Regions from separate parts of the Mus musculus genome. Here region 2 is linked to region 1. A link is a loop called in an ENCODE intact Hi-C map of the cell type or tissue named here. Cell type or tissue: left cerebral cortex. All regions are shown on one strand. Each heading gives the region's core, and the rest is flanking DNA. Links, peaks and the distances in the headings are about the cores only.

Region 1 (8,603 bases), core at 166-8,165:
CATCTCCGAGGCATGTTACCTTCTGGGTTTAGCTCCTGCCTTGATTACCTTTTGCTCACTGTCACCTGTGCCTTGTTTTATAGAAGGACCCATGTGCTGTCGCTCCAGACTCGCTTTTCACAAAAGCTTTGCTGACTCCCTTAACCTCATCCTGTTCTCTCTGGCTGGCCTCTCCTTGTTGTGTGTGTGTGTGTGTGTGTGTGTGCTTGTGTGTGTGCTTGTGTGTGTGCTTGTGTGTATGTGTGTGGCAGCAGCCTTTCCCTCTATCTTCAGGATCTACACTTGGGAAATTCGGGAACAACTCACTTGTTTTGCTCTTATTTCTCATTTGTTTGTGGTTCATTTTAGACTTCCCTCCTCTGAGGAACATGATAGTAAATAGCTATATGTAGGAATAGTATATAACCCTAAATGCTGGTAACTTACCTACAGAAGAAGGCTATCTTAGTGCTCAGTTTTTGTAGCATTTATGATCTTCATTTTAAGAAGGAAATATAAATCCATGAGGACCAAGATATTTTTTTCCTCTCCTCCCAACATAAAACAGAATCCCAGGTACCCATAAATATTTCCTTAGTCAAGGTATAAACAAATGAAACTGTTTTATTCAGTGTTTGTAACCTCCTCGCCGTATTGTGGTGTCAAATCAGTGGACAGAAGTAACTCTATTTTTAGAATAAACAGTTTTGAAAAAGAATATGTAATCATTTCAATCATGTGATCAGTAAAGGAAACCATTGGCTTTGCCTGATATTAAAGCGAGCTGTCTTTCTCTCACCCGGGCAGGAACAGCGAGCTGCACATCTTTGGAGCTTATTTAGCTCACTGTATTTATCTGTGCACAGACTTTGATATTTAAAAAAGAAGTGGAAGAGAAAACATTTTTAGACCTGAAGAAATGTCCTCAGTCTAAACAGGGCATTTCTGAGGTAAAAATTACCCAGAAGGAGGGGTGAGATGGGAAGATAGCTGGTTTGTTTCCGTGTGCTCACCACACTTCACTGGCCACCCAGGATTCACATCTGCAGGGCTTCCAGGGTTCCCCAGCCAGAGAACCCATGGTGACACATCATTAGGTGGGATGGAAGGACATAGCTCTTTGAACTGCGTGAGAATTGCATCACAGGAAATGCACGCCAGGCACACTGGTGAATGGGTATAGTCCCCATGCAGGGTCTTCATGCACATAGAGCTTTGAGCTTTTGGGGGAAGCAAGGATCTGCTAGTATTACCTACCTGGAATCGTATCTAAGATTCTAAGGTGCGTGGTGATCGACTGCATTTGTGAAGCTAAGCTGTATGGAAGCATAAGCCTAAATTCAGCATGCCGTTTGTATATTCATTTGATGCTCTTTGACCTAAAGAATCCCCTTAACTTCACATATAATTGAATAGTTTTGTCTTCCTTTGTATACTGAAAATGAAAAAGCTATGTCTTATCTAATAATGAAAGGATCCACAATTAATGTGACCAAACAGAAAGAAAAAAAGGAAGTAAATCATAAGGAAATAGAATATTCCATGTGAAATGGCTCCTCTGTCACACAGTTTTAGAGTGCTAAAAGGCTAATATGAAGCACAGAAAACCAGAACATTCTACATGAGCTGTTACACTACAGAAATTCCACGAAGAGCAACTGTTTTGCCTGGTGCAGCTGTAGATTCAGGGGGAACTTTCTGCTTTAACATTGGATATCATCTGCATTCAGGACTCCTATCTGCAGCATGCAAAGAAAGTATGTCCATTTCCCAGCCAGGAGGTAGTTGTTTGACCTGTAGATAGAGTCTCTGTAGTAAGAAGCTATGCAGCTGTAAAGTATACAAAAAGTATACTTCGGGTCTGGAGGGGCTGTGTACTATGGATCATCTCAATGCCCAACAGTGGCCGTCCTCATTGCAGTAACTTCCAACCAAGAGACAAGATCAGTGCCGTATGGTATGCCCTCAGTTCTTGGAAAACAAAGAGTTTAGATGTTTCACATTTTTATTCGGATCACATATAAGCAAATGACTCTGGTGCTTTGGAGCGTTCCACGAGGTAGTTTTCTGCTATAACACAAAGGCTTGTTTCTTGTTCTCTTTATGTGTATGCTCAGTTATGGAGAGTATTATGCGCATGTTTACCTCACTTGTATATTGGAGTATAACATACACAGGATACTGACTAGGAATATACCTCCGTTAGCACAGTACTCGCCTAGCATCCATGATGCCCTGGATTTGATCCCCAGCGCTACCCAAATCACCCAGCATCACAGCACGTGGGAGTTGCAGGGAAGAGTATGAGGAACTAAGGTCCAGACTAATATCTTTTCCAAGACAAAACAAGACAAAGAGTGCTGCAGGGAGGGAAAGTTCATGGCAGAGATCAGAGATAAGCAATGACTAAACTTATGGCAGAGCAGAAGCTAATTAATTGCAAGTCGTATCTATGACGTGAACGTGTCATTCTTTCTTAAGTACTGTTTGTAGTTTTCATCGAATCCTTAATTATTTTGAGCAGGATTTTAGTTTAGTGGGCGTCAATAACCATGTGCATCAGTGTCGTAAGCGTGATGCGTCCATGTCGTAGATAGGATGTTACCACTCCAAAGCGTTAATGAGTGAGGGAAAATAATCTTACAGACTTTCCTGCTAGTTATTTTGGTGAAATCTACTACAATTTGACTGGGAAAAAATGCAGTGTTTTGGAATTTGCCATCAGAACTTACAATTTACAACACCTCAGGGACATCTAAGGTAGTCCACCTGTAGATGGACTTCCTGCTACCGGCTATTTCTCAACACACGTAGGTCCCTGATGGCTACAATGCTTCACAAAGATGTCACTGTCACCTGTACATCTTTTATAGCCTCTTAAAACTTAACCATCTACAGACTCAGGTTCAGCCTGCCCTCAGGTGCAGGTGCAGCTGGTATGGCCCGTCTCTAACCCTCTTCTCTCTGCTTTATTCCTGAGCAGGTGTGTCAAGGATGCCACAATGCCATCGACCCGGAAGTGCAGCGAGTAACGTACAACAACTTCAGCTGGCACGCATCCACAGAGTGTTTCCTGTGCTCTTGCTGCAGCAAGTGTCTTATCGGGCAGAAGTTCATGCCCGTAGAAGGGATGGTTTTCTGTTCCGTGGAGTGTAAGAGGATGATGTCCTAAGAGGAGTGTACCAAGCCGTATGGAGCCATAGCTGTCCACAGTGGCCTGCATTTCATGATAAACTGCAGTTTGAAAAAAAAAATAAAAGGAAAAAAACCCTACATAATAAACCAGAATATTTTGTCTAATATTTTTTTCTTTTTAACCTTATGAATTTTGTCTGTCTTAATTTTAAATGACTTTTCATGATTTAAAAAAAAACAGTAAAGAATTGTAGCTTTTATTTCTATACATTAATTAAATCTTTGAATTGGAAGCTTGAATTTAATCAGTCCTTATAACTGCATACTCCTAGTGCCAAATTTATATTAAGTGATAGATATGAAATCACTTAAAATTAGTGTCCTGGGAGAGATGACCATTTTAACTTCTATGCTTATTTCACATGGGAAATGTAAAGGAAGTTGCATGTTGCCTGACATGACGCTGTGCACATAGCCTGCCTCATCGATGGATGACAAGGTGACATCAGCTCGGTGAATCCTTCTGGCAGACAGCGTGGTCCACGATGGGCGTTCCTTTGCCTAAGCCTTTGCATCCCCTGGTGAGGCAGAGGGGCCTCTCTCACTGCATCTCTCTCTCTGTTTACCTCACCTCCCCATGTTCGCTTTTGCATCTAGTGACCGCCATCTGTGGCCTTGCATATTTTCTATGTGTGTGGCTGGAACAATATGTGCACTTTGCTCTTAGAGATTATTATTTTTTGCCCAGAACATAAAAGTAGGCCATTCATTTAGTTATTTTTTTTTGAAACCCAAAGAATATGTATAGGTTTTGGTACCCAGGGAATTGTAACTTGTGCTAATATCACCTCTCTGCCATGCCTTGACTCAATTTTGCATGATTTATGGTGTTACCAGATGGATCCTCTCTTGTGCTACCTCTGAGCTTGCTGTAGACACAAAGGCTATTTTCTTTGCCTGTGCACTCCCATCCTTGGGTGTTTTTAATGTTTTCCCTTGTATGCATTCATACATAACTATGCACTATAAATATTAAATGGAATGACTTATGTTATTGAAAATAAAGTCTCTTTCACTTTAATAATTGTCTTTCTATGTCCTTTTTGTGAGTGGGAAAATCCTTCTGCAGTTGAGTGTCATGTACAGCAGGGGGCACTGTCTCCAAGAGTAAAAATATTCCTGACAAAAGTAAAGGCAGCTGCAGCTAGGGCAGACAGATTGGATTTGTCTTTGCAGATAAAGAGTGGGTTTCATAAAGACTGAAACCAGGACTTTTTGGTAATTCTTAAGTCATGCAGGAGTCTGTTATTTTTTTAGTTAAACTTTAAAAGGAGTCAAGTGTTGCATTTTTAGTTGTTTTGGGAGGATTTTTTTTTTTTTTGAGACGGTGTCTCACTAGGTAGCCCAGACTAGTCTACCTCAAACTCTCAGTTCTGTGTCAGCCTTCCAAATGTTAAGCTTTCAAGTGGTGTGCCCCATTATGCCTAGCTATAAATAGGATCTTATAAAATTTCCTAAGTATTTTTGGGTCTGGATTCTAGATTATTAGCAGACTTTGTATGCGTGGGTTTTTTCTTCAGTTTGAATCTGGGTTGGTTGTTTTGTTTTGAGATAGGGTCCCATGTATCTTAGGATGGCCTCAGAATCGCTACATAGACAAAGATGACCTTGCACTTCTGATCGTCGTTGTCTCTTTCTCCAAGTGCTGGGGTTTCACCAGTATACCCTGGACCTGTTTTATGTTGTTTCTTGGTCAAATTCAGAGTTTTGTGCGTGCTGAGCACACATCCTGCGCATTGTCCTTGCCCCCACTCTGAATGTTTGTGTCTTAGTAATCTTAGTTTTTCTGACCCATGATCAGGGTGTTTGGTTTGGTGTTTTGTTTGTTTGTTTTCAGTTACTGTTGAGTACTGCTGCTCTGTGTGTGAGAAGCACACACACACACACACACATACACACATACATAGAGACACACTCATACATAGAGGCACACTCATGGAATAGATCCCTAAGTACTTACTCAACAAGCACACTGAATCCCATCTGCATTCTGGCTCCTCCGATGGTGAAAAGCACCGTTTGGAGTTTGAACACACAGAACGGTGTGAAAGTTGTCATCCAATTCAGCATACAATGCCCTGGTGAAATACACCACTTTACTCTTATCTTTGCCTTGGTTTGCCTTAAATAGTAGAGATATTTTCCAGTCCATTTTGACTATAATGTTTAATGCCCCCCCCCCCCATTGGCAAAGTGAGGCTAAAGCAGAATAGACTCTTCCCAAGTCCTCCGGCTGGCTGTCCCAATGCCTCTGACTGAGACAGAATGAGGGTGACACTAAGTGTCATTCACTAAGAATAATTACATGTATCTATCATGGAACAAATGAAATGTGGGGATGGTGTAGATCCACCAGGCCTGGATCTCCCCTCAGTAGTTAGTTTGCCCTTGCAGTATAAGATTGTGGCCTCCTTGTCTAAGAGGTGCTCAAGATACCTGGACATGTTTGTTGTTAGTTGATGCCCATGTTTGCTTCTGTTGCTATGATAAACACCATTACCATAAACAGTTTCAGAGGGCATTTGGCTTACAGATTAGAATCCCTTATTGAGGGAAACTCAGAAAGGATCCTAGAGCCAGAAACTGAAACAGACTTTGGAGAAATGTTTCTACCATCTTGTTCCTTTTGCCTTTCTTACACAACTCAGGCACATTTGCCTAGGAATGATACCGCCCACAGTGGGCTGGGCCCGCCTTCATCCATTAGCAATAAAAGAAAATGCCTCATACACACATCTCTTTTCAAGAGTCTACAACACTGGTTCTCAACCTGTGTGTTGCGGCCCTTTCACTGGGGTCTCAAGGCCATCTGAAAACAGGTAATTACTTTACCATTTGTAGGAGCAATGAAAATACTCCTATGGCTGGGGCTTAAGCACAACCTGAGGAACTGTACTAAAAGGTCACAGGCTTAGGAAGGCTGAGGACTACTAACTACTGTGGAAGCAATAAGCAAATGCTAGAAGAGGCAACTGACCAGTGAAGCAACAGAGCGATCTTCCCAGGCTGGGGGGAGGGGGGGATAGAACCCTGACTGAGCTCCCTTACTACAAAATCCAACACTAAGCAATTCCCTGGAAGTTGAAAATGGAAGTTTTAAATCTAGATTTGTGTGTTTCTTTTACTAAATGTGAACCATGTAGAACATTTTTTTTAAATTCTAATTACCTGGTATTGATAGATTAATATTCTTTTTCTCATTAAAAAATCATTCTAGGTCAGTTCTCAGAAGCAGATCTTACAGGGTTTTTGGTTTTGTTTTGTTTTTTTTTTTGTTTGTTTGTTTTTTTATGCCTGGTACGGCATGAATTTGACAACCACATCATTACAGTTCACAGTAGCAAAAGGCTCACTAAGAGAGAGTGTAGAACAATTGCTGGTACTTAGGCAATACCAGAGGTGTCCTCTTTCTCCACAAAAGCCATCATCTTGGATATTAAAAGACATGACAGTGATCTCTGCTTTTCCTGTCCTCCAAACAGCAGTGGGAACTCAAGAGCAGTGGGTTCAGTGAGGAAGGAGAAGGGGGAAATGTCTTGGGGTCCAGGAAATTCAAAGGAAGATGCAGACTCAGCATCAGCTTCTACACAGTGGTCCATGAGAGATGCTTCATACCCTCCCTGGATGCTCATTGATTGTGAACTACTTCAGGGAGGCTGCACGTACACTGTTCATCTCTAAATAGAACAATCTTGGATACAAATAGGATTTGAGAAAGTGATGTTTTGCATATATATATAAATATGTATATATATATATATATATATATATATATATATATATATATATATATGTAATTTCCACTGATGGAATCCCAGTCGCTCAGGTGTCCTGTTGGCCTTCACATTTGGGACATTTTTAACAATTTTTTTTGTTTTTAACTTCTTATTGTATATGAATTATACACCATGCACCCCCAATCCCACTCATCTCGTCACCCCTTTACAGCATCTATATCTCAAGTCCTGGGGTATCTTCTCCATCCTTGCAACCTCCCCTCAAAAAATAGAAATAAAAATAAAAAAATTAAAACCTCAAAATCAAAACAAAACAAAACAAACAACAACAAAAATCTCACTGTGGAAGCTGCAGTGTGTCACAATGTGTCACACGGGTATTCCTTTGGCCAAACCTCTTTACTTCCAAATGTTCATTGCAATGAGTCTGGTTTGAGGCCTCTGGCTTCTGCTATACTATCAATACTGGAATCTCACTGGGGTTTCTCTCAGATATCCTGTTGTCGGTCTGTGTCGTGGAAACTCTGCAGCTTTGGATCTGCAGGACTGGCCCCTTCACACACTCCAGCATTTCACAGATGGGGCAGATGTTGGGGTGAGCATATTCAAAGCCCTGGATCTGGGCCTGGGTTGGAGTTGCTGAACCCATCAGCTTTCCTGTACCCAAGCCACCAGGCTAGGTCTACTGTGCTGCCCAGGTGAAGCGCGGGGGCTTTCTGCTTATTTTAAACAAGATATTACAGATTGTCTCTTTTTAATAAGTCCTGACCATACTGCAGTGTCTGGTCTTTAAGCATAGATTTCCAAATTGACTCAAGTGTTTCAGACGAGTTTCACCATAGGCAAGAGAGTCAGGGTTGAGTCATTCTTAAGCAATTTGTAACACGTAGTGTTTAAGCTCTTCCAACTTTGCTATGGTAACCAAAGAGACACCACCACCCAAGAACAGTTTTAAGTTCTCATCTTAAAATGACCTGGCATATCTGAACTTGTCTTCTGAGTTTGTCTGTAACTCTTTAGAACACTTAAGACTGTCCCTGACTGCATAAAAAATGCCTTTCCTGACCCCTGGTAACTGTTCAATGTTAACTCTTGACTTTACTGAGTGCTTACCTGTGTGAAAAGGCCTGCTTCCTTGTGTTGTGTAGATAGAAGTTTTAGCACACAACCTGACAGGCATTGTGGTTTGATTAATAGGGTGTGTTGTTTTGGTTTTTCATATATTTACCGGTGCTTAAATAACTGTGGCTAATTATTCTGTCCTTTCATGGGAAGCAAGTCATCGTAGCTTCTATTTAATCTGATAATATATTTTGAAACAATCAAAACAAAATGCCATTAACCTTTATGGTTGTTTTGAATGGCATTTTAAATGACATTTATAAAGGCTGTTATTGATCTTTCTTCGATGTGCATTTCCACAGGATGTCTTGCCCTTCACCCAGTAACAAAAGCACCTTCTACCCAGTTACCATTGCTAGTCAACCGCTATTGCATGTAGACACGTTGGAGTCAATTCTCCATAAATAACATCTGACTGAGGACTGGGATACCATGGTAGAATTCAAAAGAAATCTGGGCTTAGGAGTCAAAACAGACACATGGGGAGATCCCATGGAATCTCCTCTCCAGTTACAGCTGGATAGGAAGGAAGGCAAGGGGACTGGATTTTAGGAAGATGGAAAAATCAGC
Region 2 (8,603 bases), core at 380-8,379, 110 kb after region 1:
AGAAGAAACAGTGAAGTGTTGTAGGCTGAGAAGCACTGGTATAAACTGGAACCCAGCTGAGTCTGCTTCCAGCAAAGTAATGCCCATTGGAATAATCTATCGTGCTATGCGATGCCATTAAAAAAACAATTGGTGTCCCTGTACCATTTGTGCTTGTTAGAGCCCATTCTCTACATCACATATGCTTCAGAGTCTGTTTCATAAGTTATTTCAACTGATCTATTTAGTAAAATAAAAAGTAGGGCAATCCCACATTTTTTTAAAATAAAAGAAAATTAATCTGGCTGATAAATGGAACCTATCCTATTCCATAGCATAACTTTTTCTTCATGTCATGCTTCCCTTATTAAGCAAACAAGAGGGAAAATACCAAGGGAAGTTTGGGAAACCAGGAAGTGTGACAGCTGAGAGATGACAGCATTTTATGTTTTCATAAGTCATGGTCATTTAGCAACTAGAAATGTGGGCCCAGACCATGGCTTTCAATGACAGCTTTCCCTCAGTGTGCCCAGAACATCTTTTTATTTATTCAACTATCCTTTTGTTTGTTTGCTTGTTTGGCTTCATAACTCCCCAGTCTTCTGCTGGGCAGATTTATTGAAAGTTAGTTTGAAATATATTAATGATCATAGTTTGATAGACAGACTGTGAGGTGCTCACCAAACTCTGTCTCTTCTGTTGCCTAAGAACAAAGATGAAGTGCATTTCCCAGCTGTTATGGGGCCTATGGTTGTCTGACTAAGGAAACACGAGCAGATATAATCTCTGTACTTAGAGGCTCAACAAAAACCCACGCCTCTGCCTGACTTCTTTCACATTGGTCAGAACTTTTTTTTTTAATGATTTGTTTTTATTTTATATTTATGGGTATTTTTATGCTCATAGGTCTGTATAACACGTGTGCCCAGTACCCAAGAAAGCCAGAAGAGGATATCAGAACCCCTGGACTGGCATTACAGACAGTCCTTTTCCATCACCTCAGTACTGAGAACTGAACCTCAGTCCTCTGAAAGAGTAGCTAGTGCTCTTAACTGCTGAGACATCTCTCCAGCCCCCAGAAGACCACGAGAGAATGCCTACAAGTCACCAAGTGAAAGGTGTTTCAGTCTCTGTACACTGACTAAGAACATCCATTGGGGCAATTTATTTAATCACAATTCCTAAGAACTTTTTGTAGCTGAATCATTGTGCAAAGATCTAATTCTTTACTTAAATTGTATTCTTAGAAATAGAATTTCTCTTCAAAACATGAAAACTTTGTTTCTGGAATTACTTTTCCAGAAACCTTGTATATCATTGAAAATTCCTATTCACAAGGAAGGTAATAGGAGTTTCCTGAGCAGCTCACACTTAGGACTCAACAGTATTTTCTAATGCAATAATTTGTGTAAGGCATTTGCTGGGACCCTGGGTCAATTCTATTAGTTATCAATTGTTTTAAATTAAATCTAGATGGCATGTCTATATTTTTTATTTGTTTCCTAGATCAAATGTCATGGAATAATATATATTTAAAATGTAAAATATAAGTTAACATAAATATAAATTAGGTTCAACTTTATTATGTTCATATATATATGTAAACTAGTGGTAGTGCATTACTCATTGTGTCTTGAAAACAAATTCTGCAAATGTCCTGTGTGATCTTTAATAAGATTGTCACGTTGCTGATAATTGTAGGATTGGTTACACAGCCGTGCAGATGTTTCCTTCTTGTAGTTTTTATTGGCTCAAAGTGAGCACAAGCTTTAGTTCAAACAAAGGTGAGAGAGTGAAATTTAAATGAGGATATGGTAGAATGAATGTGTGCTAGAAAAGAAAAGAAGATAAAAGAATCAGCTGTTTATTTAGTTTTCCTTTGAAACCCGCAGGCATCTCTGCTCCTGGTTTGACACTTACAGTCTAGAAAGTTTCCATGTGTGATGAACAGGACCTCTGTCTCCCCTTGGGAGCTTAAGCGAGCTGTGGTAGACCACAAGAACCAATGGAAATACCTCATCCTATTTATGCTGGATCACATTTCACCATTTCTGACAGATGCAGCTTTGGGGAAGAATATTAACGACCATGGGGGACACAGTAGTTGTTTGGAGACACCCGCAATAAATAGCCAAGAACTATTTCAAACAGACTTTCAAGGCCATTAAATGATTAAAACCCCAAGGAAGCATTTTCCTGTGGCTAGTAATGTACATATGTGTCTCTGTCTGTGTGCATGCATGTGCATGTGTGTGTACCTGTGTGTGTGTGTGCACGGATGCATGTGAGTGTGCATGCATCTGTGTGTGTATGCATGTGTATGTGTATTCTGCAGATGCATGTTTGTGTGTGCATGAATACGTGTATGTGTGAAGATGCATGTGTGTACATGTGTGTCTAACGAATACACTAGTGATGGTTAACTCTTCCAGAACTCCTATGTAGCAGTTGTCTTTCGATTGTTACAACAAATATTTGAGATAAGGAATGTGTAAGGAGAAGAGGTTGGATTGTTCTGGCTCAGGTTTGGAGGTCTTGGTTCATGATTTGTTGGCCTCAATGCTCTTGGGTCAACAGTGAGGAAGTACAGTGCAGTGTTTGCATGAAGCAGAGCAAAACTCCTTTGGTTCACAACCTGTAACAGAAGGAGAAATAGCCCACTATTCCTGTTAAAGGTACTCCCCCAGTGAATCATACACTTTCCACTAGTTCCACTTTTTGCAAGGTCTTCTATGTATCAATGATGCCATATCAAGGACCAAGCCTTTAATATCTGGGACTGTAGGGAACATGATATTCCAGTTGAAGAAATGTAGTACATTAATACCAAATAGTCCTTTAAGATTAAATTACTTTATTTCTCCTATGAGGTATGGCATTATATAATTTAAGTATTGTATGATTTAAAAACATATGCCTGTTTTTATGGTTATAATCCAAATGAATTAGTATCTCACAAGAGATTGTGGAAGATGCCTAGAGTCAAGAGGTCATGAGCAGCATCTTCAAGGGATCTTCCTTGCCATTAGTTAGCTATTACCAAAGACTTAAAAGGCCCATCTTGGATAGAAACTCAGTCTTTCCCACAGTAGGAAAGCTTATTCCTCCTATGGATAAGTAAGGACAAAAGACAACAAATTCTAACCAAGAAAACCAATTAATTCCTTAAAGCAAATAAGTCTGTTTTATCATAATTGATCTCTCCCAGAATCTTATAGCTATCAACCTAAAATACTAAAGTAAATTCCCATAGCAATTACAACTAGAATAAGGTTGAACACACACACACACACACACACACACACACACACACACACACACACACACACACATATAGTTTTGAAAATTGTTCAAATATGTCCAGGTTATGGTCATTCCTTCCTTAAGCTGCAGTGAGTCACAGTTCTGCTGAGACACTGGTGACTCAGAGCGATCCCTTCTGGATACTTGAGATGCCTCGGGTTTCCTCAGATAGATTTCATTAGAACCAACAGTCTAATTCTTCCTCCAACATTTTTTTTTTCTGGCATCCAAGATTCTTGCAGCCATCTGTGAAGGAAGAATAACAATTACTCCTCAAAGAACTGCCTCAGGATTATCCTTACACAGATTGGAGGGAAGTCCCAGAAACTATGTGCCTGCAGTCATATGAGACGTGTCAAAAATGTTAAGGGGCAGGGTGTGGCCACGCCGCTGCTTTGGATCTGAGTAGAAAGGCTCAGTGAATAAGTCTGTGTTTCGGCGGGGGGGGGGGGGGGGTGGTTATTTGTTTTAAAGACCATAAGGACAAAGTACTTGGTTCAAGCCACATTCCACTGAAGCAAATTCTTAAGAACAAACATTGTTGAGCTGAAATCGAAGCTCATATTTAAAAGGAGAGATGAACTATCACACAAGAAGCTAGACTATTATCACTGGGGAACAATTTCTATACATTTGAACCAGAAGTAATTCTAATGATACTAATATGTTCATATAACATTTGATGATAGACACATTTATACCAATGTTTCATGAGCATTAAAATGTAGGGAAATTAATAAAAAAAAAGATTAAGAAAATGTATGATTGGCAGGACCTCATCTAATGGGAACATATGAGGAGTATACATTCCACTAAAATGATCATTTTTGCGAGTTTTCAGTGCCTTTAAAGCTGTTCTGATGGGAAAGAGTTACTCATTCCAGTTTAATAGAACAAAAAATAAAACAAGGGGGTCAGTTAAGGAGGCCTGTTGGGAGATACTAATGCAGATGATGACTGGAAAGTATGAAAAGGAAAACTGAAGAATAAACACAGGAGTTTCCTGATGGCCAGGCCTTTGTCAGGCACTAGGGAATCAATGGAAAACCAGCAGTTGGGTCTGAGTCAGGAGCACTGCTTAGAAAGTTAACCAAGACCCACGCATCCCTTCTTTGTCCACTGCTGAGCACTTCAGGCTGGGCTGGCTTTCTTTAGATTCTCCCCTTCTACCTCCCAGTCAACTGTAGCCAGGACGAGCCAATAATCACTGCATATAACAGTGAGTGAGTGAGGAGCGCCCAGCCTCAACCCCTGGCGGGCGTGGGACTCCATTTAATTTTGACATTAAAGGGTATAGATGATTAGCAAATGATTTATAAATAATTACAACAATCTTCACAGAGGCTTCAATTTCCTTGGTGATTATTTCAGCACTCTGGAATGCATGTGTTAGGTAATTGCAAATTAATAATTAGTAAGGTGTTATTACTCTTGTGACTAGGGAAGCTCCTGCTTAAGTAGCTTTGAGAGATAAGCAAAATAAGCCGCCTGCTTTGTATTAATGTAATTCTAGAGTATTTTGTCTCAGAGTCATTCATAGCAATATTAAGATCCGTCATCATTAGTTCTTGATAGTTAAATTTCTGGTCTATGCCCTGGAGAAGCCTCTGTCATAATTTTATTGAGCAAAACTCAGAAGACTGGGACAAAAGTTTTCTAACCTCCGTGATGAGTTTGTGGTGACACTACAAGAGATGGATGTCCCTGAAGCTTGTCATTTCTGTCTTCCATTACTATTTTCAGGGTGTCTCTTAGATATGGGGACTCTGCTGGATACGTTTTCCATTCATTCTCTCGATGTACAGCCACTTGTAAGCTTTCACATGTATATACTTTGCTTTTCTCCTTTTCTTTCTCTGTTTTATAATTGGAAGGCTTTTTTGTGTAGTGTGCTGCTTTCAGAAGATAAATTGTTGCTTACAATATATCTCAGTAGTAGAGAGCCTCGTGAGCGTGCACGGGGTCTTGTATTCAGTTCTAGGTGCCAAAAAATACACGGGTGTGAGTGAATGGTATTGTGTACATTTAAGGTACACAATACAATATTATGTGCTACAGAGAATAAATGGTTATGACAGTGAGGGAGTTTGACGTATTCGTCATGTACACATCTCTCTCTCTCATTCTTCTGGTTAAAATTTCTTACAGTTATTTTCTATTTTAAATCAAATTATATTATGCATACACAAGGTACATAATAAGATGTCATGGGCTATTTAGAGGACACAAGTTACTGTAATGAGCTGATTAAAATATGCAGGTCCACAGATTTTATTGACATGACCAGTTATTTCATGATTCATAAAACTCAGGGTAAGAATGAGCGAAAAGGAACACATCTATAACTTAACACTTCTTACTTTCTCACCCAGAGTGGTAGGTAGTCTGTGAAAACATTTTCAACACTCTTTATGAATCTCTCAGGGAGTTTGAGCAGCTCTGAAATTATTTCTGCACCAGAAATAAATTTCGCAAACACTACTGTTTGCAGCAAGCTTGAAGTCATTTTCCAGTTACTGACCTCAAGGTGAGTTTTCTTCCTCTGGAGGTGTCACAAAACTCGATTGCCACCTCCCAAGTCTATCTGTCTACTGGAGGTAAATAAAGTATAGAAATGACCACATGAATGTACACACATATACATGCACATACATTCACATAAGCACACACACACAATCAATGTGGAAGAGAATGAAAGGAGATTCATGAAAGACATATTGAATTCATAATCTCAGCTTACTTCTGGTAAAATTCTATGTGACAGAAGCCTTACTCTGTTCCTCCCAGTAGACAACACAGCAAAGTGACATCAGCAAGTCCACATATACATCTGCCCAGCTCTGGCATTGGGTTTTACTGCTGGTGGAAAGCAGAATAAGAAGTCCAAAGGGGAAACAAGGCTCCTTTCACGGTAGAATGTGGGTGACCCCACCTAGAGAGCATACAGTATGCTTCTCTAGGATGTGGGTTACGGCTAACATCTACAAAAAAAAAAAAAAAAGAGTAAAACAGATTTGTGGAGATTTAAGCAAGTAGCAATCATTTCTATTGTATTAAAATAACATTGGCACCTGTGGTGCTTTGATGTTGTGTTATCTGATTCATTAATACTTCCCTCATGGTCACAGAGTACCTGTCCTGACTCTAGAGCACACATCCTCATCAGAGAAACAAGCTGGGGATCTCTTCCGTGTTCCACGCCATTTGGGCATGCTCTGGGCTTTGGGGCATGAAATGTTCTGTATAGATGGTATTGAGTGTTTAGGTGGTTCAGTCACCCTGCTTGCTCTAATATAACTAGTTATAGATGAGAAAAAAAATGAGTGAAAACACGGAGTTTTCCTTTAAATCATCATGTTCACTCTTTTACTATATTCTCTTCCGCATTCCCGGTATCACCATCTATCCAAACTTCAGCTCTAGTGGTTGCTTTATTGTTTGTTGGTTGTTTTCCCCCTGTAACTACAAATGGTGGCCGCAGTCTTGAACATCCAGCTAAAATCACTGTTTGCCCGCTAGCCTAGAGACATTCTCTGGTTCTGACTCTACCCACCCAGCTTTTGACGTTTCTCACAGCACGTTGGCTTCTCTTTTCATTCATCTCTTTCTCTCAAAGGCAGAGCATCCCCTTCAGCTGCTGCTGAGTCCCTCTGAGCCCACACAATGCACTTCTGTGTGGTGATCTCGGACAGATGTGCTTTTTGCAATGGGTCCCATTCTGCTTGCTTATTTACGATGTATTCCTCCGACTTCAGTCTTTAGTCTGGAACAAAATAAACTGGAGCATTCATTTCTTCTCATTTATACCGAGGCTGCGTTCTCATCAATTTGAAATGGTTTGTTAATTAAATCAAGCTCTTAAATCCTTGTCTGAAAAGCCATAGAATGTATGAGGCAAGGTTTAAAGGCACAACTTTGTTATTTAAGAGAAAACTCAAGAACAAGGAAGCAACCAACAGCATTCAGCAGCAGGCCACCTTCTTGCTACAGCTTTCATGGTGTTTGTGCGAATGTTAACACAAGTGTTTCCCAAACTCTATGTCAGTGTTTTCCAGTTACTGCTCTTCCTTCCAATGGCTACTTTATGCACTGAGTGCATTGACCCCAGAAGAGCATTTAAGATGCATCATGTCTCGTTTGACACATGAGGAAATACAAACCACAGAAGCAGAATAACACCCTAGGGTTGGTTCACAGCCAATGAGTAGCAGAGAAGGGTTTGGGCACCAGGATCCTCACACCCAATTCAGAGCTTTTTTCCCAGTCACCTGGAGTTGGAGGATGCCTCCCAAGCACCTGGAGAGCCACAGGTGAGGGTGACATGGTGACAGCTCACACTTCACACTACATACAGGCTGTCATTAAGGCAGACATAGATGTTTTTCAAGGCTAAATCAAAAGCTACAGGTTGAGCCAAGAATGCTGCCACATACAACAATCCCACACTCAGAAGTTCAGGTGGGTTAAGTAGTGAGTTCAAGACCAGATAGCACTACATAACCAGATCCAGTCTCACAAACAAAGACAGGGAAAAAAACCCTCAAACTCCCCCATAAAAAAACCCTACAGAGTAGATGGCAGATGAAAATGAAGTAACTAATATGGACCTGCTACCTTGGCACACTGGCAAGTTTACTCTCCACACTTACTGGACCACATTGGATGAGGCCTGCAGAGCAAAGCTTAAGAGGTCCAAGAAAGACAGAGGTGATGGCTTCCAAGCTCAGCCCTCCCAGGGCATCTCAGTAAAGTTCTGCCTGGTAGTGATTAGTTGTAGGGAACATTGTGTTTTATGCATTAATTAGTTGTAAGTAGGATGATCAATTGACCTAAGGGGGATTTCAGTTAGAAAGTGGAGTAGGGTGGAGTCATGGAAAGGAAACATTATCCTTGCTGTGACTTGGGTTAAAAAACATATTCATCCCAGCAACACAACTCAGGTCCCTTCTAGAAGTCTCCACAAAGAAGAACCTGTGTCAACAGCCAAATCCTAGGCTTTTGCTTGCATAGGGATCTGGCCATATAGGCCTCATATTTAGTAACTATCTACCATATGCAAGACAGGCTCATTACTGTTAATATTCACAACAACAAGATGGCTTTTCTTTGTACTAGAGGCTTAGAAAACATGTCACCAAAGTATTTCCAAGTGTCTGTTTTAGCATTTGTCTTTTGAAAGAGGTTCTATTGTTTGTGTTCTCTCTGAAGAGAGAACAATTCCAGTGCCTTCTACTAGAAAAGCAGTTAATCTTATCTTCTTGGGTTTTTAAATCAACAAACAAAACACTTCAAGGAGAACTGACCATGAAAGAATGGGGTGA

What was found. Hi-C counts contacts between places; a loop is a spot of excess contacts. Peaks named below come from ENCODE experiments on the same cell type or tissue, not always from the same donor. Only the 100,000 strongest peaks of a DNase experiment are listed, where the experiment ranks them.
Region 2: it touches region 1 in a loop (8-fold over the local background); 6 of 42 quality-filtered maps call a loop at or near these places.

What each region holds. Positions count from the first base shown.
Region 1 is chr6:17,101,631-17,110,233 of GRCm38, forward strand. Tes (testis derived transcript) reads left to right here. Exons shown (of 7, transcript NM_207176.3): 7 at 2,963-4,195. The coding sequence ends at 3,151. All of the region lies in intron 1 of Gm4876 (predicted gene 4876), which reads right to left. Among named protein-coding and RNA genes, the nearest start is that of Gm15473, 40 kb to the left of the region's middle. In left cerebral cortex, for the core only: a CTCF peak has its summit at 4,258 (motif pointing right); a DNase peak (open chromatin) is centred at 4,268.
Region 2 is chr6:17,208,029-17,216,631 of GRCm38, forward strand. No RefSeq gene overlaps it. Among named protein-coding and RNA genes, the nearest start is that of Gm52892, 13 kb to the left of the region's middle. In left cerebral cortex, for the core only: no CTCF peak of the experiment used is centred there; DNase peaks (open chromatin) are centred at 3,468 and 6,939.